Linked DNA regions of Homo sapiens: all the other regions are linked to region 2. The links are chromatin loops, found by intact Hi-C in ENCODE. Cell type or tissue: heart right ventricle. All regions are shown on one strand.

Evidence for each region. Hi-C counts contacts between places; a loop is a spot of excess contacts. Peaks named below come from ENCODE experiments on the same cell type or tissue, not always from the same donor. Only the 100,000 strongest peaks of a DNase experiment are listed, where the experiment ranks them.
Region 1: it touches region 2 in a loop (6-fold over the local background); 13 of 110 quality-filtered maps call a loop at or near these places.
Region 3: a loop joins it to region 2, with 7 times the contacts of the local background. A loop is called at or near these places in 32 of 110 quality-filtered maps.

The regions. Positions count from the first base shown.
Region 1 is chr4:154,850,390-154,858,389 of GRCh38, reverse strand. No RefSeq gene overlaps it. Among named protein-coding and RNA genes, the nearest start is that of RBM46, 73 kb to the right of the region's middle. In heart right ventricle, a CTCF peak has its summit at 3,830 (motif pointing left); no DNase peak of the experiment used is centred here.
Region 2 is chr4:155,350,783-155,358,782 of GRCh38, reverse strand. MAP9 (microtubule associated protein 9) reads left to right here. Exons shown (of 14, transcript NM_001039580.2): 8 at 1,264-1,334; 9 at 2,899-3,067; 10 at 3,623-3,712; 11 at 5,443-5,604; 12 at 5,726-5,871; 13 at 6,055-6,187. MAP9-AS1 (MAP9 antisense RNA 1) reads right to left here and starts at 4,567. Exons shown (of 3, transcript NR_125937.1): 1 at 4,410-4,567; 2 at 1,581-1,694. In heart right ventricle, a CTCF peak has its summit at 4,652 (motif pointing right); a DNase peak (open chromatin) is centred at 4,652.
Region 3 is chr4:154,808,271-154,816,270 of GRCh38, reverse strand. All of the region lies in intron 4 of RBM46 (RNA binding motif protein 46), which reads right to left. Among named protein-coding and RNA genes, the nearest start is that of RBM46, 31 kb to the right of the region's middle. In heart right ventricle, no CTCF peak of the experiment used is centred here; no DNase peak of the experiment used is centred here.

The DNA.
Region 1 (8,000 bases), 500 kb after region 2:
ATGCCAGCCACCCACAACCTCCCTTGGCTTGGCTACTTGCCACCACTTTTTCACATTTCAGCTTGTACATCAGCGCCCTGGCACCCATCCTGGTAGCAACCATCCTGGTATTGAATTCACACCATCTTCTGGGATCCTTCCTGGGGTATCAAATCTTGTATTACAGAAGAATGCCCACAAATCAATACATTCTGCATTCATCAATTTTATGTTAGCCTTCTTGACTGACCAAGCACCCTTAGAATCCTTTCCCATTTATAGGATCTTGTCTTTTGCTGATACGTGGTGACTCAGTCTTGCAACGCCTTTGAGGTATATTCCCTTTCCTCCGTTATTAGGCCCAGAGCTTCCCAGCTGGATTCTGCTGAGACTTGACTCTAGGTCTGTCTAGGCCTCAAGGCCAGGAGGAGACATAGGGGAAGATCCTGGGTGGGTCGAGGAGTGGGGGTGGGGAACACACTGACTTTGAGGAGAGGGGCCTTTGCATTGTCTCCAGGCATGTAGAGGGGTTAATTCAGGGGAATCTGGGTGCTCAAGATTTGGAGATGGAGGGAATCCCCTGATATGTCACCAGTCTATATGTCAGGGTTCCATTCTATCTCAACCAGGGGGCTCTTACCTTTGTATAGCCCACCTGCCTAGGTTAGTAGTTTAAACCTTTCTGGAGCTGAGTTGCTCTGACAATTAAGTCCTGGGCGGGTCCACAGCTTTATCTGATCTCCCTCTTCAAAAGATGAGAGCCTCTTTGTAAGATACACAGGCCCTCTGGCTTTCACATTTGATTTTCAATTGCCTATTAAATGCTTTCAGCTTCTCATAATTTTTAGAGCATCCATCAAATTCACCTACAGCCATCAAATTCCATTGTTCTTAAAGTTTACATTTCCTCTGTACTTTCAAATAGTTGATGCATTGCACCAGTGACCATATTCCTTTTTACCAGTGTATCATCCCAATTCACCTACAGTGTTAGTTTTTAACAGTTGCAGCATATGCTGGTACCAGGAGCTATTCGCACTCTACCTACCAGAGATGGAGCCTTTGTTGTCAGCTCAGCAGAGAGTGGTCTGACTCCAAAACTCAATCTTATCACTTGCTTTCTCTGCAGACTCTTGGTACCAACCAAGAGTAGGTAGCAGGCTCTAGGAAGCAGACCCAGTGGTAGAGGTTAGTGTTTAGAATGTTTATTAAGGAGTGACTTTGGGATCGATACCTATGCAAGGAAGGGAAGTGGGGAAAGGAATGGAGGGAGATGTTGTCTGTGCAGGCCTGACATCTTGTGCCAACACCACAGGAAGGTCTGGCACTGAATGGCGCCTCATTATTATCTTTCACTGGGCTAAAATGGTTGTACCTTTAGACTCCCACCTTGATCCGTCACTGGAGCTCAGTACTTCCTTATCCAATTATCTTCTCAAATGTCACCCTTCCTCCTGTATAAGATGACTCTTCACTCACTTTTCCTTATCCCTGTTTTCTTCAAAGCACCTACCTGACAGTATATTTCTATGGTTATTAATTAGGCTTCTCTCCAACTAGATTATAAGCTCCAGGGGGGCAGGGATTTGTGCTGTTTACCTATATCCAGAACAGTGTAGAATGGTACCCAGCACATAGCATTACTCTATAAAAATTTATTGAATTAGTGAATGAATGAAAGCCAGTCCACAGAAAAGGTGAAGAATGATGCAGACACCAAAAGAAAAGCACAGATAAGAGACTAGGTGAAGGAGAGATGGAACCTTGACTTTGGATGAGTTTCTTTACAGTTGGTTATAATCCCTCATGAGACTAGCCTGCATTATATGCTCTTGCATATCACATTCCGTGAGATACATACATCTGCAACTTTCCAAAATAGATGCCCGTTTTTATTTAAACTGGTTTCCATTAATTTAAGTGTCTTATAAACAAAGATCCCTGTGAAAAACAACTGGAAAAATAGGTGTAGGGCAGACAGTGACAATGGAGTTCAGACCTGGGTTGGCTGTGGAAGCTTCGGGGCAAGGTTGATATAATCAGAACTAGGCTTTGGGAAGACTTATTTTTTTTTATTATTATTTTTTTTGAGACAGGGTCTCACTCTGTCACCCAAGCTGGAGTATAGTGGTGCGATTTCGGTTCACTGCAGCCACAACCACCCAGGCTCAGGTGATCCCACCACCTCAGCCTCCCAGGTAACTGAGACCACAGGCACGTGCCACCATGCTCAGCTAATTTTTTTTTTTTTTTAAGAGATGGAGTTTTGCCATGTTGCCCAGACTGGTCTGTAACTCCTGAGCATAAGCAATCCACCTGCCTCAGCCTACCAAAGTGTTGGAAATATAGGCATGAGCCATTGTGCCCATCCAGGAAGATTTATTACAGCAGCATTCATCAATCCAACTTTCATTCAACTAACAGTTATTGAGAAACTTTTATGTATTATCCTAAGTGCTGTATATACATGGGTCCTTCCTTGCCTTCAAGGAAATAGGTAATAAAAAATACACTCACCAACAATATGTAATTATAAGCTTTGTTTATTAAAGAAAAAAAGACTTCAATATCAAGCTCAATTTGAAAGCTACTACAATTGTCCAGGCAAGAACTAACCTGAACCATTGTTTCAGGCTCTAGAGAGTGTCAGCAGCAGGTAAACAAGATGGAAATAAAGCAAAATACATTTGGAAGTGAAAAGGGAAGATTTTTGTGACTGATGGAAGTAAGAGGATCAGGATTTTAAACCTCAGAGACCTGAACAATGAAGGTACTTTAGTGCTTATACACATTTGGAAAAAGAGTAATTGACTTAAGAGATAAGAGTCATGTTTGGTCAAGTTATAGATATGTTGAGTTTTAGATACCCACTAGATAACTAGAGGTCCCATGAAGAAGATCTATATAGTAATAATAATATCGTTGATAACATGCTTAGGTGTGGGAGAAGTGATACTTGTCATTTCACATAATTTCACTGTAACTCAGCTTCACTGAACTGTTAACATTAGAGAACTTGAAAGGAGGATTAAAAAATAGTACTTGTGTAACCACTTTGCAAATTGCATACAAGTAAAGCCTTCTAAGAAATGGCACTAAATGATGCAGAAAAGTTAAGGAAAGTGAAGATCTGGCAAAGTCCTCTGGGTATTGCCATGAAGTGGTTGAGGACCAGGTAAAATATCATAAAGAAAGTAAAACTGATCTCTCCTTTCTAGGCTCAAAGGCCAAATCAGATGACAACAATATGACCCATTTACCTTTCTGAAAAATAAAGTTATAAAAATCAAATTGAAAAGAAATGTTTACAATGCTTATTGACAAACATTAATTTTTTTCACTTTGAATTCAAAGTCAAAAACATTATTCACTTTGGTATCCCTAGCACGTAGCACAGTGTCTCACACATGAGACACAGTTAATAAATTTGATTGAGTGAATGCATGAAGGAACGGCAATTCCTACCCTATTCTTTTCTGAATATCTCACTCATTCCTTTAGCCTTTACCTCTGATTGTAGTCACGCTTTCTAGCTCTGCAATTTTAATAACAAATTATAGTAGGTGGCCAGTTATGCTCACGGATGATGCAGGCCATCCAAGAACTATACATGCAATAAATGTTATACAAGGGTCAACTAGGAGTTATCTAAGATAACACATATCCTTTTAAAGTTCCTTTTTTATTTAAAAAAAGGCACAGAATTATCCTTCACTAAATAAAAATAGCATAGGAATCAAGCACATACAACTTTTATTTTTAAAAAGCACATACAATCTTTACTAAGCCGGATTGCTGATGCTGTAGGGTTTGATATATATTTTATTCCTCATAAACTGGAGGATGTTTCCCCCTGCAGGAAAACTCAGGTAACTTCATAACCTTTAACAGCTTCTGGAACACTCATTCTTGCCAGGGGAAGGAAAAAACAGTGGTCCCACCTCTTTTCAGGGCTTCTGAGAGAAGGCACCTTGGAAAAAGTCACCACTGAGGTGCATTCTTTGGCATAATTTCGGCAAATCTAGGTGAAGAGGACATACTCATTGTTTTCTCCTCCCCATAAACCTCAAACAAAAAGAAGCATGATGCATGAAATTTCCTCCTTCTGGTCTGCCCTTAGAATAGCTGTGGGTTCTCTGATTATACAGAGTTGCAGGGCAGGAATATCTAAGGAGGTGGTTAAGAAGGTAGGCTAGCTTGTGACTGTTTCCTAAAATGGGGTGACAACTTGAGGCTCATTTTATATCTGGGATTATTCTCTTATTGTGGAGTGCACATGATTATGTGTTCAATTTTTAACACTTTATTTGTTCATCCACCAGGGTTTTTTTTTCTGGTGGGTCATACATAATATGGTTTGCTGTGTCCCCACCCAAATCTCATCTTGAATTGTACCTCCCATAATTTCCAAGTGTCATGGGAGAAACTTGGTGGGAGGTAATTGAATCATGGGGGCAGGTTTTTCCTATACTGTTCTCATGATAGTGAATAAGTCTCACAAGATCTGATGGTTTTGTAAAGGGGAGATCCCCTGCACATACTCTCTTGCCTGCTGCAATGTAAGACATGTCTTTGCTCTTCCTTCCTCTTCCACCATGATTGTGAGGCCTCCCCAGCCACGTGGAACTGGGAGTCAATTAAACTCCTTTCCTTTATAAATTACCCAGTCTCGGGTATGTTTTTATTAGCAGCATGAGAACAGACTAATACAGTAAATTGGTACTGGGTAGTGGGGTACTGCTGTAAAGATACCCAAAATTGTGGAAGTGACTTTGGAACTGCGTAACAGGCAGAGGTTGAAACAGTTTGGACGGCTCAGAAGAAGAGAGGAAAATGTGGGAAAGTTTGGAACTTCCTAATGACTTGGAGGGCTCAGAAGACAGGAAGATGTGGGAAAGTTTGGAACTTCCTAGAGACTTATTGAATGGCTTTGACCCAAATGCTGATAATGAAATGGACAATAAAGTCTAGGCTGAGGTGGTCTCAGATGGAGATGAGGAACTTGTTGGGAACTGGAGCAAAGGTGACTCTTGCTACGTTTTAGCAAAGAGTCTGGTGGCATTTTGCCCCTATCCTAGAGATTTGGGGAGCTTTGAACTTGAGAGAGATGATTTAGAATATCTAGTGGAAGAAATTTCTAAGCAGCAAAGTGTTCAAGAGGTGACTTGGGTACTGTTAAAAAGCACTGAGTTTTATGTATTCACAAAGATATGGCTTGGAATTAGAACATATGTTTAAAAAGGAAGCAGAGCATAAAAGTTCAGAAAATGTACAGCCTGACTATGCAATAGGAAAGAAAAACCCACTTTCTGAGGAGAAATTCAAGCCAGCTGCAGAAATTTGCAAGAGTAATGAGGAGCCAAATGTTAATTGCCAAGACAATGAGGAAAATGTCTCTAGGGCATGTCAGAGGACTTCACAGCAGCCCCTTCCATCCCAAGTCAGGAGGCCTAGGAGGAAAAACTGGTTTCCTGGGCCAGGCCCAGGGCCTTGCTTCTTTGTGCAGTCTCGGGACTTGGTGTTCTGTGTCCCGTGGCTAAAAGGGGCCAATGTATACCTCAGGTCACTGCTTTACAGGGTGCAAGCCCCAAGACTTGGAAGCTTACACATGGTGTTGGGCCTGTGGGTGCACTGAAGTCAAAAATTGAGGTTTGGGAACCTCCACCTAGACTTCAGAGGATGTATGGCAACGCATGAATGTCCAGGCAGAGGTGGACTGCAGGGGCGGAACCCTCATGGAGAACCTCTGCTACGGCAGTGCATAAGGGAAATGTGGGGTTGCAGCCTCCTCACAGAGTCCGCATGAGGGCACTGCCTAGTGGAACTATGAGAAGAGGGCCACCATCCTCCAGACCCCAGAATGCAAGATCCACCAAAAGCTTGCACTGTGTAACTGGAAAAGCTGCAGACACTCAATGCCAGCCCGTGAAAGCAGCCAGGAAGGGGGCTGTACTGCAAAGCCACAGGGGTGGATCTGTCCAAGACCGTGGGAATCTACCTCTTGCATCAGTGTGACCTGGATGTGAGACATGGAGTTAAAGGAAATAATTTTAGAGCTTTAAGATTTGACTGCCCCCCTGGATTTTGGACTTGCATGGGACCTGTAGCCCCTTTGTTTTGGCCAATTTCTCCCATTGCGAACAGCTCTATTTACCTAATGCCTGTACCCCCATTGCATCTAGGAAGCACCTAACTTGCTTTTGATTTTACAGGCTCATAGATGGAAAGGACTTCCTTGACTCAGATAAGACTTTGGACTATGGACTTTTGAGTTAAGGCTGAAATGAGTTAAGACTTTGGGGAACTGTTGGGATGTCACGATTGGTTTTGAAATGTGAGGACATGAGATTTGGGAGAGACCAGGTGTGGAATTATATGGTTTGACTGTGTCCCCACCCAAATCTTATCTTGAATTGTAGTTCCCATAATTTCCACATGTCATGGGAGGGACCTGGTGGGACATAATGAATCATGGTGGTGGGTCATTATCATGCTGTTCTCATGATAGTGAATAAGTCTCATGAGATCTGATGGCTTTATAAAGGGGAGTTTCCCTGCACACACTCTCTTGCCTGCTATCATGTAAGATGCTTCTCATTTGACTTCCACCATGATTGTGCAGCCTCCCTAGCCATGTGGAACTGTGAGTAAATTAAACCTTTTCCTTTATAAATTATCCAGTCTCAGGTATATCTTTATTAGCAGCGTATAACACATTGCAAGGCAAGAATCTCATGGTATTTTCTAAATTTTTAAGCATTTTTTCTGATCTAATTGACACTTCACCTATATTGACCTACATAGGTTTCAATGTCTCAGCTTAATTCTCTGGAAAGGTGAAAATTTCAGATACTCAGTGACTGATGAACATAACCAGCAACTTAGTAGAGATGGTTTCCACATACCAAATATAGCAAGATATTGACTCCCAACCATGCCAGTCAAGCTTCAGCACAAGAAACAGAAAACATTCTAGATATTTCACACAGAAGGGGACTTAGCACAAGAAATTGGGTGCTGAAAAAATTGCTAGACAGAAACATAAGTAAGGAGCCCACCCATGGACAATTTGGATTTCAAGATCACACCCCCTTGCCCCCAGCTGCAATTTAATCAGGTAGCTGCTGGTGTTGCTGCTACCACAACTACTGCCACCACGAGTGCCTCACACCCACAAAGTTCATGACTAGACACTAGGAATTGCCATCTGCTACTGAAAACATGTATATTTAACTATTGTCACCAGCCAGCACAGCAATAGAAAGAGGGCCTCTGTCTCACCTTCAAATTCCAGGGGTCCTGTGAGTGCATCTTATTCACACTACCTGAATCAAACCCAGAACCACCACTGCAAAGGAATCTGGAAAATGTAGTTTTTAGCCTCTCTGCCCTTACAATACAGGAGGGAATAAAGAAGAGCATAAATAAAACTCATTGCCAATATAGCATACCCTGCATACCACCTAATTCTACTAGTAGGAAAACTAAAGCTTCTCCTGATTTCTTTTCTCATCCCCAATGTCTATAGCCAATCCCTTCCCAAACCTTTCAAACCCATCCTTTCCCCTCTACCTCAGTTGCTATGTCCTAGTTCAGGCTATCCATCTATCACCTGGATTACTAAAACAAGCTTCCTAACTGGAATCTCTTCCTCAAGACGTCACTCATTACTAACTTGCCTTCTGCAAGTCTTCCAGGACTTGTCTTGGCAACTAAAGTGACTTTCAGAAATTCAAATAATATTACTTCTTTTCTCTATTTAAGGCTGTTATCTGTTTCCCATGAACTACAGAACGAAGAACAAGCTCACAAATGTCCTCCTGACCTGATCTCTGCCTTCCTCTCCAGGCTTATGTTTGATTATCTCATTCTCACCTTCTTCTAATTCTGCAATTTAGGCTTCCTTCATTCCAAACTTCTTCTAATTCTCTGTAAGTGCTGTGCCATCTCACAATACCATGTTTGCATATACTATTTTTTCTAACTGAAATACCATGCCTCCTTCTCATCTTAGAAAACTA
Region 2 (8,000 bases):
TTTCAAAAAGTCTATTCATGTTTTTTGCCCTCTTTTTAGTGGGGTTATTTGTTTTTTGTTGTTGTTGTTGAGGGGAACATTATTATTATAACCTTAAGAAACAGATATGTAATATGTAGGATTACTTGTCCCTACATTAAATTGTGCCTGAGTGCTATACTTTAAAAATTTATGGTGTAGCATTTTCAGTCTTTGTTTCTCCTGAATTTGTCATTATCTCTTGTAGCTGCAATTAGCTAGCAGCTCTGTGTGTTTATTATCAGCGGAAGAAAACAGGGCTAGCTGAAAATTTGTGTTTGAGCAATACTTTTATAACATAAAATACAAGCTTTTCTTAAAATTGATGAAGGAGGTTCATTAAGCCATGTTCCAGGTATATCATCCTTAGCTAATTTCTTTAGGAAAAAAACACTACTGCTAAGTTAGGGATGTGTTTATTATGTCTGTGCTCTCACTTTACCACTAGCACCCATCAGTCTGTGTAAAGTAGAAAAGTTGTTCCTTAAAAGAAGAAAGGATATTCCGGAGTTTATAGACAGGATTGTAGAATGTCTAATAGAGGCAATTCTAAATTAGAACAGGCATTTCATATGTAACAAGTAAGGTTGTAACTTGTTTCTTTTGACTGGACCCTTGGCCTCATTCTTACTCTCTACTGAATGACCTTTTCTAAACAGAAATATAATCATTCTCCATTAAAGTCTTTTTGTTGGTTTCTCATCACAAGAATTCCATCCAGACTCCTCATCGCTGCCTAGTGATCTCACCTGGTTCTTCCCTGACCACGTCTTCCTCCGCTTTCCCTGCCATTCACTATGCTTCAGCTCCATTCACCTCTTTCTGTTTTTCAGAGATAACAGGTTCCGTCCCTTCTCAGGCTTTTACCCACTTGCTGTTTCTTTCTTTCATAGACCTTTCGGTGGGCCCTTTGCACTCTTAGCTCTGATGTCAGCCCCTCAGGACAGCCTTCCCTGACCAACTTCTTTAAAGCAGCTCCTCAGCCCCACTCTAGTCATTCTCTGTCACTGCACACTATTTTATGTCCTTCATGAGCCATGTTTGCTTATATATTTATTTTTGGTCATCCGTCTCTAGAATTTAATATTCTTAAGGGCATTTTATTCACTGATTTGCTCCCAATTTCTACTGTGTTTGACACATAGTAGATGCTTAAAGAATAGTGATTTACTGGCAGTTTGGCTTCTAAGCCTAAAAAGGATAGTTGTCATGAATAAATCATCTTTGGCATTTTCTGTTTAATAGAAAACAATTGAAGATAGAAATATAAAGAATAAAAAGTCAACAAATAATAGAGCATCCAGTGCATCTGCCAGGTAATAAAGTTACCAATATTTGTCATTTATGGGCTTGCATTCTAGCAAAGCTAGTTTTAATTTAACTTTCATAAAGTAAATTTCATTTGGTGTTACTGTATTTTCTTTTTATTTCCATTTCATAAAATGAAAGTAGTTAACTTCATGATAAAACCCCTTGGTTGATGATATTATTTGAAATAAAGTAATTTATAAAAAGTAAGTCTATTACTGATTGTTTTAGTGCCTGGAATGTTTATGCAATACCTTTGCTCTCCAGGATCGTCCTAGGAATATTTTTCTTCTTTCTTAATGTCAGTGATTAGGGATTCTTTGTGCTCCAGACTGCTTCTGGAATAGAGCTTCTTTCTCCTACTTTTCCTGAGACAAGCAATATAAAATGGTAATAAAGCTGAAGTCTAGCAATGATACTTATTCATTATCAAGTATCATTGTCTAACATGAGAAATTGTACTGAAAGCCTTCAGAATCTATGAACTAAGTAGGTTTATTAAAATGATTATCTGTATAGCTTCATTCACACCAATGATAATGAATGCCTAACTCATAAGTGCTAATCAAAAACCTTCTGAATCTTTAAAATTATCGTTAGTCAAATTATCATTAATCAAATAAAACAGAGCTAGCAAGCTTTTTCTGTAAATGGCCAGTTAGTGCATATTTTAGGCTTTGTAGGCGATACAGTCTGTATTGGAACTACTCATTTCTGCTATTTTAACAGGAAAGCAGCCACAGGCAAAACTTAACATGAATGATTACAGCTATGGTGCAATAAACTTTGTATATCAAAACCAATGGCTGGCCAAATTTTCCCACCAATCCCTGATATAGATAGTACTATTCTTTCTAATTTTATATTTGGAATGCTTCATGTAACAAAATGATGAAAGAAAATATTAAAAGAGTGATTATAACCTACTGTATTGTTTTTTCCATGTAACTTGAGAAGTGGTCCATATTTCTTAAGTTTCTAATTACAAATATTTAAAAAGAGCAATCATTTTAAAGCTATATAACTTAAAGTTATAAAATTTAAATTATGTTGAAGGGGACATATTTAAGTTATGTCCCCTTCTACATAATTTAATATTCTTTGTATACTAAGACTGTACATTTTACCTACATCATTTTCAAAGTAATTATAATTTGTTAAATTATAATGTAGTTTCCAATTTTTTTTTTGAGATGGAGTCTCACTCTGTTGCTCAGGCTGGAGTTCAGTGGCATGATCTCTGCTCACTGCAACCTCTGCCTCCTGGGCTCAAGCTATCCTCCCACCTCAGCCTCCAGGGTAGCTATGACTACAGGCATGTGCCACCACGCCAGCTAATTTTTTGTATTTTTGGTAGAGACAGGGTTTCACCATGTTGCCCAGGCTGGTCAACAGCCCAACAGGATGAGCTCAAGTCATCCACCCACTTTGGCCTTCCAAAGTGCTGGGATTACAGGTGTGAGCCATCATGCCTGGCCAGTTTTCAAATATTATACGTGCATATTCTAACAGATCTCTCTTCTACCAAATGCAATTGTAATATTTTGTCTTGATTCATTTGGATCTTTTCAGATTAATGACCTCTGAGTTTTTGAAGAAATCTAGTTCTAAAAGGAGAACTCCATCGACAACTACCTCTTCTCACTATTTAGGGACTTTAAAAGTCTTGGACCAAAAACCTTCACAGAAACAGAGCATAGAACCTGATAGAGCAGATAACATAAGGGCAGCTGTTTATCAGGTAAAAAAGGAAAATATTTTTAAGAGAAGAAGAATGATCACTTTCATAAGCCTACACTGTTTATAAAGAATAAAGTAATCCTGATAGAAAATGATGGTTTAATACTTAAATTTATTGAGAAAGAGTTTCCTTTTAATACATGAGTAATCATATTTTACTAAATTATTTGCTTCCACACTTTGCATAACTGACCATAGTTGTTTTTAAAGAAAGAATATGCCATTGCAATTTATAGAAATACAGCACAAGCCAAAACATTGTAAAGTCTATATATGTTTTCATTTTTTTCTTCTTGAAGTTTATATGAACAAAAGGAGTTATTATGAACAAAAAGTTATTAAATTTTTTCTTTCCTGAGATGTTGTTAGGCGTACATAGGAAAAAGATTGTATTAATTTATTCACAATTCTAAAAGTCTTTTTTTGTCTTTTTTAGAGTAGAATAGTATACTTTAGAAAATTGTACATGTGAATTTCAGAGAAAATGTTAATATAAAGAATTCTAATTCACTTAAGAAATTTTAAATATTATATGACCTTTTTCTTGTTCTTATAGGAGTGGTTAGAAAAGAAAAATGTGTATTTACATGAAATGCACAGAATAAAAAGAATTGAAAGTGAAAACTTAAGGATCCAAAATGAACAGGTATTCTGACATATAGAAGTAAAAATGTTTTGGATTTTTATTTCAGTAAAATATCCCTGAATATATAACTTTTCTAAATCAGCTTTTTAAATGGCAAAATAACTTGTATATTAAAGAAATGATTTCCGGTTTTACTTCTGTTTTACTTTATACATTTTAGTTTGATATAACTGTTTTACATGAAAACAGATTTTAATTTTGTATATGTATAGGATAGCTTTGTTCCTGCTGATTATGAAGTTATTATTGTTTATGAGCACCTAATTCACTTTTAAAAGTTGATTTCATTTAGAACTTAACCAAGAAGGCCAGGTACTGTGGCTCATGCCTGTAATCCCAGCACTTTGGGAGGCCAAGGCAGATGGGATTCCTTGAGGTCTGGAGTTCGACACCAGCCTGGGCAATGTGGTGAAACCCCATCTCTACTAAAAATACAAAAATTAGCCAGGGATGGTGGTGGGCACCTGTAATCCCAGCTACTCAGGAGGCTGAGGTGGCAGGATCACTTGAACCCGGGAGGCGGAGGTTGCAGTTAGCTGAGATCGTGCCACTGTACTCCAGCCTAGGTGACAGAGACTCTGTCTCAAAAAAAAAAAAAAAGGCACGACAAGATAAAGGATCATTAGACACTAGTTAGCCTTCAATTTTCCTCTTTTCTCTCTTGAATTTTATAAGTATCTTCAAGTCCAACCCCTACCTGAACTCTTGATCTGTATCCTTTCCCATTGAATGGAGGTGAACTTTTGTTCCTGTCTCTTCTGTACTGAGTCTCTTCCTCTAACTCCTGCTTGTAATACGCTCAGTTATTTCTTATCTTCTAAAGTCAAACTTCTGGACAAAAACTCCAGTGTGCTGTTCAATACTAAAAATAGATTTAGAAGAAAAATATTTTCCAAGGTGAACTGCACGATAATGCGTCAGTAGTGAAGGGAGCAGCCCTCCAGGGGGCGTGCCTGTCTATCTGTTAACCACGTTCATAGCAGTATGCTGCTGTGGTCAGTGCCATACCCCTTCTCATTTGATTTTCGTAGCTCTGTGAGGTAGATAGTACTTTGACCTCTAAATTATGTTACCCCAATATTAAGGTTTTATGTCATTTAATATTGAACAATAAAGCAAACATAGAATATTATGGGATTAGATTGAAGGAAGTAAAATAATAACATAACTTGCTATACAGTCTCCAACCTATTTTTCAGTCGAGCACATACTTTCAACATTTGGAATACATTTGTGCAGTAAGAACTTTATGTTTTGATACTATTCAAAATTAAGATTTAAACCAAAAATCTGCATCTTACTGCATGGCTTGGCCAATTTGCCTTACTCTAACTTACTTTATAAGCCCATAACTTTACTGATTTTTTTTTCAAATATTTTATTATGAAAATTTTACTATACCACTTAGCCTATTACAGTTTATTTTGATATAATTTGTTTAGTACACTTTCAAAAATAATAGTTGACATCTTTCTCATTAATAGGTCAATATGTGATAAATGTTTTTAGAAAAGGACGTTTTAAAACCAATGAATAATTCAGATAACATTCTTTGTAAATTATCTAAGCCATTCTAAATAAATTACCTACTTTGAAAGTTAATTTCTAAGTATAATGAATATCAGAGGACTAAAGATAAATGTATATGTGTATATTTATATCTAGCCATATTTGTGTCTATGTATATATACATATATATGTATATCACTCTATTATTTTTTCCACTGTAGAAAAAAGCTGCTAAAAGAGAAGAAGCATTAGCATCATTTGAGGCCTGGAAGGCTATGAAAGAAAAGGAAGCAAAGAAAATAGCTGCCAAAAAGAGGCTTGAAGAAAAAAACAAGAAGAAAACTGAAGAAGAAAATGCTGCAAGAAAAGGAGAAGCACTACAAGTATTCAGAACTTTGCACATCTTAATTATTTTAAAACATTTGAAATCCAAATTAATGATTAACCATATTTTTATTTATTTTCAAATATTCACAGTAAGAAAATTATTCTGAACTTTTTCAGGCTTTTGAAAAATGGAAAGAGAAAAAGATGGAATATCTTAAAGAGAAAAATAGAAAGGAGAGAGAATATGAAAGAGCAAAGAAACAGAAAGAGGAGGAAACTGTTGCCGAGAAAAAGAAAGATAATTTAACTGCTGTTGAGAAATGGTAATCCAAAATCATAAATATTTTGATATATTTTAAATTATAGTAACACTTCAGGATTTTATAAAATTTATTTACTTGAAATTTAGTAATGCATTTCAATTTCATTACTGTCAAAGATGTACTAGGGAATCTTTATTATGTATTTTCCTTTAACTCTCCAGTGTTTTATACTATGCTCTATAGGAATGAAAAAAAGGAAGCTTTTTTCAAGCAAAAGGAAAAAGAAAAAATAAATGAGAAAAGAAAGGAAGAACTGAAAAGAGCTGAGAAAAAAGATAAAGATAAACAAGCTATTAATGAATATGAAAAATGGCTGGTAGGTATTATTTGTCAATGCACTTTCGTCTTTTTCATGTACCTTTTGTGTCTTTTCTGTCCCTAATTCTAATTCTATTTGCTCCAGACCTACTGATCATTTCTACCTGGAATCTGCTTTGTTGAATTCAAGCTCTCCTCCTGCATATAGCATATTTTCTTTGACTTAGTCATTTCTATTAATGTTTCTACTATTCCCTCAAACACCCAGGCTGAAAACTTGTTATAATCTTCTTCCTTACCTGCATCCCCACATTTACCATTTACTATTCATGCCCATTCTTCCTTTGCTGTGATTCTCACATCTAACATAGAAAGAAGACAAGTTTACTATTGAGGGTACTACGTGGTGGAACTTGGTCATGACAAAAAGTAACACTGAACTTAATAGTGAGAAAATTATTCCATCTTTTATTCTCTTTTGATGTTTCTGATGACCTCAAGGAGAATCTCTTATTTAGGAATTTTTAATGAAAGAGAGCAGGTTTGAGGTTTAGGAGGAGCAATAGCTAGCTGAACCAGATATGTGTATATATTTGATTTCACTTTACTTATCTTTATAAAAGTTACTTTTTGTTGATGTCAAGCAAAATATTATTTTCCATTTTAGAATATCAATATAAATATGCATTTTGTCCATGTTTATATAAGTAATACATTACTATGAATAAATACTTTACATAAGTAGGTAACACATTCATATGAATAGTTAACATATTCATATGATTCAGCAACCAAAATTATAGTATTTTTGCACTAGAAGTCTATCCAGTCAGGTTTCCTATCAAACTTTAAAACAACTCATACCAATCAACTAAATCATCCAGGTTGTTTTTGATTTGCATTTCTCTGGTTAGAATTGAGCTTGAATATCTTTTCATTTGTATACAGGCCATTTATCTATTATTTTCTCTGTAAATTGTCATTTCATAGACTTTGCACACTTTTCTATTAGATTGTTGGTTTTTTTTCCTTACTGGTTTCTAGAATCTTTTGTTTTGTACTGGGGAAATTAGCCTATCATTTTTTATATGGGTTGCAAATATTTACCCCCACTATATTGTTGGTTTCCCGGCTTTCCTTATAGTATCTCATGCCATGAAGAATTTAAATTTTAGGTGTCAGATTTCTGTTTTTTTTTTTTGGCTTTTGATTTTCAAGCATAGTTGAAAAGACCTACACAATTTGAGATTAAACAGAATTATCTTATTTTTCTTCTAACAACTTTGTGACTTTAATATCTTAATGTTTTAACATTTGTTCTGCTTGGAATTTGCCCTGATACATGGTGGGAAATATGATTTCAACTTTAGTTTTTCCAAATGTATCCTTTATAAAGTAGCCCATTTTTACCCATTGATTTGAGGTGCTACTTCTGTTATATGATACCTTCTCATGTTTTCGGGTCTGTTTCTTAACTTTCTGTTCCATTGGTCAGTCTCGTGATTCCAGTGCCACACTTCCATTATTAGGCTTGATATGTCTAAATATCTGCTTGGATTCATCTCCCTTTATAGTTCTTCTTTCACAGTCTTTCTGACCAGTCTTGTTTATTTATTTTTTCCATAAACTTAAGAATCAGCAGTAGTTAGAAAGGTACATGGGACCAAAATGAGCGATTTAAAGATAGGATAAAAAGATAAAACAATAATAAACTTAAGAAACATGCCAGACCAACATAAAGAAAATTGTAGAACTCTCCTGAACAACACAAATGAAGACTTGAGAAAATGGATCAGAATTGCCCATGCACAGAAACACACTTAACCTTATAATGATGTTATAAGGATGTCAGCTCTCCCTGAAGTCATTTA
Region 3 (8,000 bases), 540 kb after region 2:
TCTTGGATATAAAGTTACAAACTGATTCTAAAATTCATATGGAAACTCAAGGGCTGAGAAAAGTCAAGATAATTGTGAAGAAGAAAAAATAAGTGAGAAAATATTATTTACAAAATATAAAGTTACAGAATTAAGACAATATGGTATTGGTGCAAAAACAAACAGATCAATGGAATAGAATGTTAATATCCAGAATAAGTCATATATGTGTGTGTATATTAGAAGGCAGTGTATATACACATACTTGATTTACATTAAGGTGGCACTGCAGAGTCATGGGAAAATGGCAAGTCTTCAAAAAATGGTGTTGGTTAAGTGAATATTCATATGAGCGGGGCGGACTCTGATACTTCGCATTGTCACTAAATTTAGGTATGATATGAAGTTTCTAAAAGATAATAAAGAAAATATTTCATGACCCTGTGGTGAGTAAAGGTTTTCTAAGCAGGATGCAAATGGCACAAGTAAGATTGATCAATTGAATCATATTAAAATTAAGAACTTCTATGTTTCAAAACATACCTGAATAAACAGGTAAGTCATAGAGTAGAACAAGATATTTTAAAAATATATTCAATAAAGGACTTCTATATTAAGTAATAAAATAAAAAACAGACAAACCAATAAAATGAAGGAGCAAGACTTGAACAAGAAAGATACTTCACCAATACAATAGCGTAATGCCCTATAATCCTCCTAAGATGATCAATATCGTAAGTTATCATCATATAAAAATTACAATCTCAGTAAGAAATATACACTAATCAGAATATCCAAAATGTAAAAGACTGATATCTAAGTGTTGGCAAGAATGTGAAACAACTGGAACTCCCATTTACTGCTAGTAAAGTGTAAATCAGTATACTTACTTTGGAAAATTATTTGGCCCTATTTACTACAGTTTAAAAAACATGACCCACCACTTTCACTCCTATATATTCAACAGGAATGTGTGCAAATGAGCACCAAAAACACTATGTTCAAGAATCTTTAGAGTGTCATTATTCAAACAGCCCCAAACTGATAGTTCTTTATATTTTCATCAACAAAGACAGCAAGTTATATACAACACTCCGATGAAATACAGGTATCAATGACAGCAAATGAACAGTACTGCTACCTGAAATAGTATGAATCAATCCACAAACATAATGTTAAAAGAAGCCAGACAAGATGACATAAAATGTTACATAAGTTTCAAAAATACATAGAATAAGTCAGAGGAGTGGCCTCCTTTGAGCAGGAAGGAAAGTAATGTCTGGGGAAAATACAAAAGAGTCTTTTGGAGTGTTGGTATTTTATGTCTTTACCTCGGTGGTGAGTTATACCGACATAGTCCCTCATGGTAATTTACTGAATTTACACTCATTATTTGTGCACTTTTCTGTTTGTATGTAATGTTATAGCTTAAGGAGTTTTAAAAAAAAGGGGGGGAGGGGATAAAAACCTGCCAGTGATATATATAAAGGAGAAGTTGATAATGTATAATTATGATAAAATATAAAATCACTTTATAGTTACTACCAAAATAGAGCATATGTGATTCAGACTAATTTAAAAACTATAATGATTTTCAATACAGATGCTACATAGAAATATTATTAAATACAGAACAATTCTTGTCTTCATAATGGCCTTCACTATCTACCACCTGGAGTTTTAGAATTAGCTTTGTTAATCTTTGGTTTGAATGAAATCAAATTTAACAGGAAAAATGCTGGGATTTAAATTACCAATGTATAAGAATTAAATTTCTGTCGGCATATAGAAGAGATGGTGATCATTCTCACAACAAAAGCAAAAACTTAGCAGCAGAGTCTCAATTTCCTGTCAAATGCAAGGTTGCTACTTACTGGTACTTTCACCCAATTTAATTTACCATCTTATTTGTGTCATTCCTTTTTAAAAAGCAACAACTGTTAATGAATATATTCTGAGAAATTATTTCAAAAGTGATTATTTAGTAGGCAAGACAATAAGAAAGAGACTAGGGGAAAGAAAAGGCATGTCAAAAAGTGGAGAATAAGAATAGGATAAATTAAACTTCAGAGACCAGAGTCAGGATCTTTACCACCTCTCTGTAAAATGGGTATCATTAAATGTTTTATATTTAGTTTTCTATAAGTTATGCAGGAATAAGGGCCAAAATAAGGGAAAACTAAGTAAAAATCTAAGTAGGCTCCTAATTTTCATTATTTTCAACAAAACATAACATTGTAGATAGATGACTTGTTCTACAAAGATGTGATGAAGTTTAAAATGTCACTGAAACTAATTACAAAAGCATATTCTATATCTTTGAAGATTTTACTGGTCTTTAGTTTGACAGAAAATTCCATATAAATTTTAAAGTAAATGATATGAAAGATAAAAATTATTTTCAGACTCTCAGATATGTCATACTATTTCTTCTTTTGAAGACAGAAAATAACTGAGTGCACAGGATTCCGGTGTATTCCAAATAAGCCTGCTATATTAGCACCTGGAATTTTCAAGCTTTCTTCCTATTTTTAGGAAACTAAACTGAAAGGAACACCACCATCTTCTCAGTCTACACCTGTGTAGAAGAATATAAAAGTATAATGCTAGTAATAAACTAAGATTAGAAATAACATACAATAAGCGACTGACATTTCCTATTTGTGAAGCCTTGATCAAACGTTATAGATTATGCTAGATATAACTGTGGATTACATAATGAATTTTAAAAGAAATTTAAAAATTGCACATAAATCATTATATTCTATACTGTATTTGGTTGATATAAACACAAAGGTTTTCTCAGAGGGTTTAAAAATAACAATTACAACCTTAATCTCCTATTCCACTATACAAATTTATATACATATATATAATATACACATATCCAATATAAAATCATCCATATGCCCCTGTCTATATTTCAGGGGTTTCTACTATTTTGAAACCTCCAACATTAGCATGTTAAAAATTATATACTGGTAATTTTTACTTTGGTGACATATACACAGATATTTCAGCCCATTAACCACCATTCATAATTTAACCATGCCTGTGTTTATACCTGTCAACTTCCTATCTCATATATTTCTTTCCCAATCCTTTCTTCTTTCTGCTCAAAGCACAGCCGAAATGTATCTTTCCTTGTAATCTTTATCTTTTAACTTTATAGCATGTAGATTGCTTTAAATTATTTGGAAAGCACCATATGCTGAGTACTAAAGGAGACAGTACTCACCCATATAATGCAGGGAATAACAACAAATCATACAGTCCACTGGCTTTATATACACTGATGGAAGAAAAATTTTGAGTAAATAAAAAATATAAAAATTATTGAGTAATATCATAAAGAAAAAGTCATTTTGGGTTACTATGTCCAATAACAGCTTAATATAAAAGTATATAAGGATAAGCAGAATATTCTAAGCACAGTGCACAGCAATGGGAAAGGCCTAGACCTACCAATGAGCATGGCAAATTCAGATGATCACAGCAGGAAATGTATGGCTACGGTTAGGTTAAGTGGGGCCAAACAGTACAGCATTCTGAACAGGAGAATGTGGAGTTCAGAGTATTTGATTATACTACAATAGCAAGCCATGATAGGTTCCTAAGGAAGTAACAATGAAAAAGCATAAACCTATTCGGACTGATAAATTATATGGCTAAACTATGTATTGGGATGTTTTGAATATAATCAGAGTAAAATGAGTACCAAGTAACAGGGGACCAGGAAATAGATACAAACAAACTTTGCCTGTTTGATGTTCTGTCTAGAATCTGGATGGGGGAAAGACATATATCATCTGCCACCTTGACACATGCCATTCATTGGCTGGCAATGCTGATCCTAGGGTAAATTTAAAAATCATGAAGCTACCTTGTAAACAAGATATGTTTACAAGATTTTTCTAACTCAGGATAACTCAGAATTCAACCAGATGTCTCAGGTCAACATTACAATGGAGTGGGGTCTGGTACATGGGCCTGTAGGTTTCCTAAAGCCAAAATAGTCTCTGGAAAAAAGGTAAGGCAGGACTGAAAGCCCATCTCATTGTATTTTAACTTACAGAAACATAATTTGCCAATAATATTTCACAAGTCCACTGTCTGTTACCAAATGTTTAATATTAGACAAAAACCAGTTTTTCATTGGAATCATGTGAATTTACAAAGGATGGCAGTTAAGAGCACAGCCTCTTATGCTAACTAGGATCTTGGGCAAATTATTTAACATACTGAAGCCTGTTTGTTAAAAAAAAAAAAAAAAAGTAAAGAAGTGTCAACATTAAAATCCTATCTACAACAGGCCAGGCGTGCTCATTCATGCCTGTAATCCTAGCACTTTGGGAGGAAGAGGCAGGCAGATCACTTGAGGTCAGGAATTAGTGACCAGCCTGGCCAACACAGGGAAACCCCGTCTCTACTAAAAATATGAAAATTAGCCAGGCATTGTAGTACATGCCTGTAATCCCAGCTACTCGGGAGGCTGAGGCAGGAGAATCACTTGAACCCGGGAGGCGGATGTTGCAATGAGCCAAGATCGCACCACTGCACTCCAGCCTGGGTGACACAGCGAAACTCTGTCACACACACACACACACACACACACACACACAGACACACACACACACACATATCCTATCTACCACAAGGAACTGTGAGACTAATACATCATATAAAGGCATTTAGCACAAAATCTAACATGTAGTCTTAACTATTATTATTTCTAATATTTATATTACATATGATTGGAAACTGGTATCTTGGATTTGTTTTCTGAATAATTATTCTTCACTATTTACATGGTACTTAGTATATATAAAAGGGAATGTTCTGGGCCCTTTATAATTTTAACTCATTTAATACATGTAATTACCCTATGAGATACTGTTATCATCATTCCTATTTTACAAATGATGAAACTGAAGGACAGAGAAGTTAAGTAACTTTCCCAAGTAAGTAATGAAGCTAGAATGTGAACCCAGGAAATCTGGCTCGAAATGCCATACTCTTTTTTCCTGTGTTGCCTATATGCTATGCCATAGTACTTAATTTCCTTTTCCTGAAATTCTTTCTAAAGTGCAATGTACCATTTCCTGACCCCAATACCAGTTTAGGTCAGGTCATCCAATTGTATGTTCTCATAACACCCCGTACTACTTCAGAGCATTTATCAGAACTCTAACTGAATATTGGTCTCAATAGAATGTAAGGTCTATGAAAGCAGCAACTGTGTCTAATTCACTACAGTGATCCTCATAACTTTACACAAAACAGCCTTAGGTAAGTATTTGTTGAAGGAACACATTTTAACAAGATTTAACAATCAGCCATCTGCCAGTTAATAAACTAAACATGAGAAGCCTAAAGGAATGAATAGTAAGCAAAAGGGATATTCTTACGAGAATAAAAATTCCCAAATCAAACTTTCTTAATCAGTTTGCAAAAAGTAAATTAAAAAGTAAATTTCTCAGAGGGCTTGAAAATGGCAAGGCCATTATATTCCAAGTGGTATTAGGGAACATAATTCTGAGTTACAATAGTCTAGTAAAGACTCTTTCCTTCCCCCATATATTTCATGGATTTAAAATAAATGTTAAAAAATTATTTTTGTTTGTTGTTTTGTACTGAGAGAATTTTTAGCAGCTGAAAGGCTTAGATAGTTCTGACTTATATTAAGCCATAATCTACCTCCTTAAAACTTTGCTCTTTTAGACTTAAGTCCACTTCCTAGAGCTCCAAAGATAAAGACTAAAGTCTTTTTTCCACGTGCGAGCACTTCAAACATTTGAAAACTGCAATCACATTTCCTCTGTATTAGTATTTACACACTAAACAGCTCCAAATATTTCAGTTGTTCACTGTCCTATTACATATTATGGCGTTTCCAAGCTCACCCAAGTTGTCAAGGTTGAATTAAATTGTGGTGCCCAAAAGCAACCAAAACATTCCAAATATAGTCTGAGTATAATAAAATTATTTAGCCTTGATACTATGTAACTTTCCTATTTTACCTTGAGTTATATTAATTTGAGACTCTCTAGAGTAGAAAGACTCTTATTCCAATTTTGACAAAATAACACAAGTTCTCACCCTTGGCTGGCTTTCATTTTTTCCCAATTTAATAATGAAATATAGAAACAGAGAAATATATACAATATAGATGTGTATGCCTTACATAATTAAAAAAATGAAAACATGTACTCACCACCCAGGTTTAGAAATAGGAAATTACCAGTACCTCAGAAGTCCCTTTGAATCCTTTCCAATTTCTCCCTCCAAGTAGTAACTTTTAAATGTTAGTAATTCCCTGGCATTTTTATGGTTTTACCTCATAATCATCTATCCCTAAACAACCTATTGTTTGGTTTTGCTTGGCTTTATTTTCCTAATCATAATTTCCAATTGTCTCAATTTCTCCAATTTAAAATCTGAATCCTTTTGTATTTTACATATTTTTAAGGAGCCACCTCAAATCTTTTGTGGAATGAGGCAGGAATGAAAGTGAACAACCTACCCTTACCAGTAAAAACCATGAAGAAAAAACAGAGGGCAGACTAATGTAATACTTAGGTAAGTGCACTGCATCAGTATGAAACAATGTCATCTCTGCAGGTTAAGAAATTGAGTGGAGGAGAAACTGAACATCTTTCCAACTTTTCCTAAGCTGGGTTTTGTATTGAATTTGTGTAAATTTCTAGAATCAATATACTATATATTTAAAGAGCATTCTAGGATAAACAAGTAAGCTAACTATATTCAGATTATTTCCTTTCCATTTTTCATGCCTCCTATCTAAATACTTGGGAGTTGATTATACAAGTTTTTGTCATAGAAAACTCATTATAAATAATTTCAGAATAAAAAAACTAAAATTAAAAATCATTACAGAAAAATTCTGATTAAATCTAAAGGCAATGAAATCATTCTCCAATATATCAATTCAAATGAGAGCATCTGATATCATCAAGCTGCTTTCCAAGGCCTCAGAGGATTGATGAAAACCCTGTCCATCCTTCTCCCAAGCCACATTAGCTAATGTAGCAACACCCTGCCTGGAGCATAAATCACAATAAAAAAATACATAAATAAGAAAATAAAATGTAAAGATATAAAAAAATCAATAAAAGTGAGTTTTAGAACACTAGTATATTAGTGAGAAATAGAAGAGTCACACATACATATATGTATTTCAATACAATAACTTAAAAATCTTAAATCTACTAAGTAAAATAGGGAAAATATTAAGAAATAGAGAAAATCATTACTATCTCATTTGTAAATCCCTCTCCGAAACTAAGTGAGTGCCTTCACAGTGAAAGCAATCATATTTTTGCTTAGTATTGCCTCTTTCCCTTTAATTCTTAAGTGAAAAGAAATAATGTTTCAATGTTCTGGTATAATCACTATTTCTATACTTGATACACACACCTAAGTTCACACCAAGGAATCCCTTAAGGGATTCTTATTCTCTCAAGGAAACACATGTACACACATATATACAGGTGAAATGCCTTTAAATTAACAAGCATTTCACTGCTTGAATTATTTATAGTGCAGAACAGAATCTTAACCTGTTTTCCAAAGATTGATAATGGCTCACCTGGAACCTTATAACTTCTGTGCCCCAAATTATCCAATACTTTCATAAATTCGTAACTACAGATTTGGTCACCCTTGGACCAAAAATTAACTGGGCAGCAGCAGGAAAAAAAAAGCCGTCCACATACATGGCACATATGCTGCAAATTTTGTGGATATTCATTTACCCCATAATCTGGCCAGTAAACAAGCAGACTGGAACTATGTATTGTTGAAACAAAGTTAACAAGAAAAAAATTAAGTAAATGGGCTTCGGTCTTACAAAAATCCATATACAAAACAGGATTAAAGAAAAGTACAAAGAAAAAAAGTAACTCTAATAAAAACATCCTTAGACTATATAATGGAAGGACAATCAAATTGCACAAAAGAAAAAGTAAAGCATAGGTCAACAAAGATTTATCTACTCTATA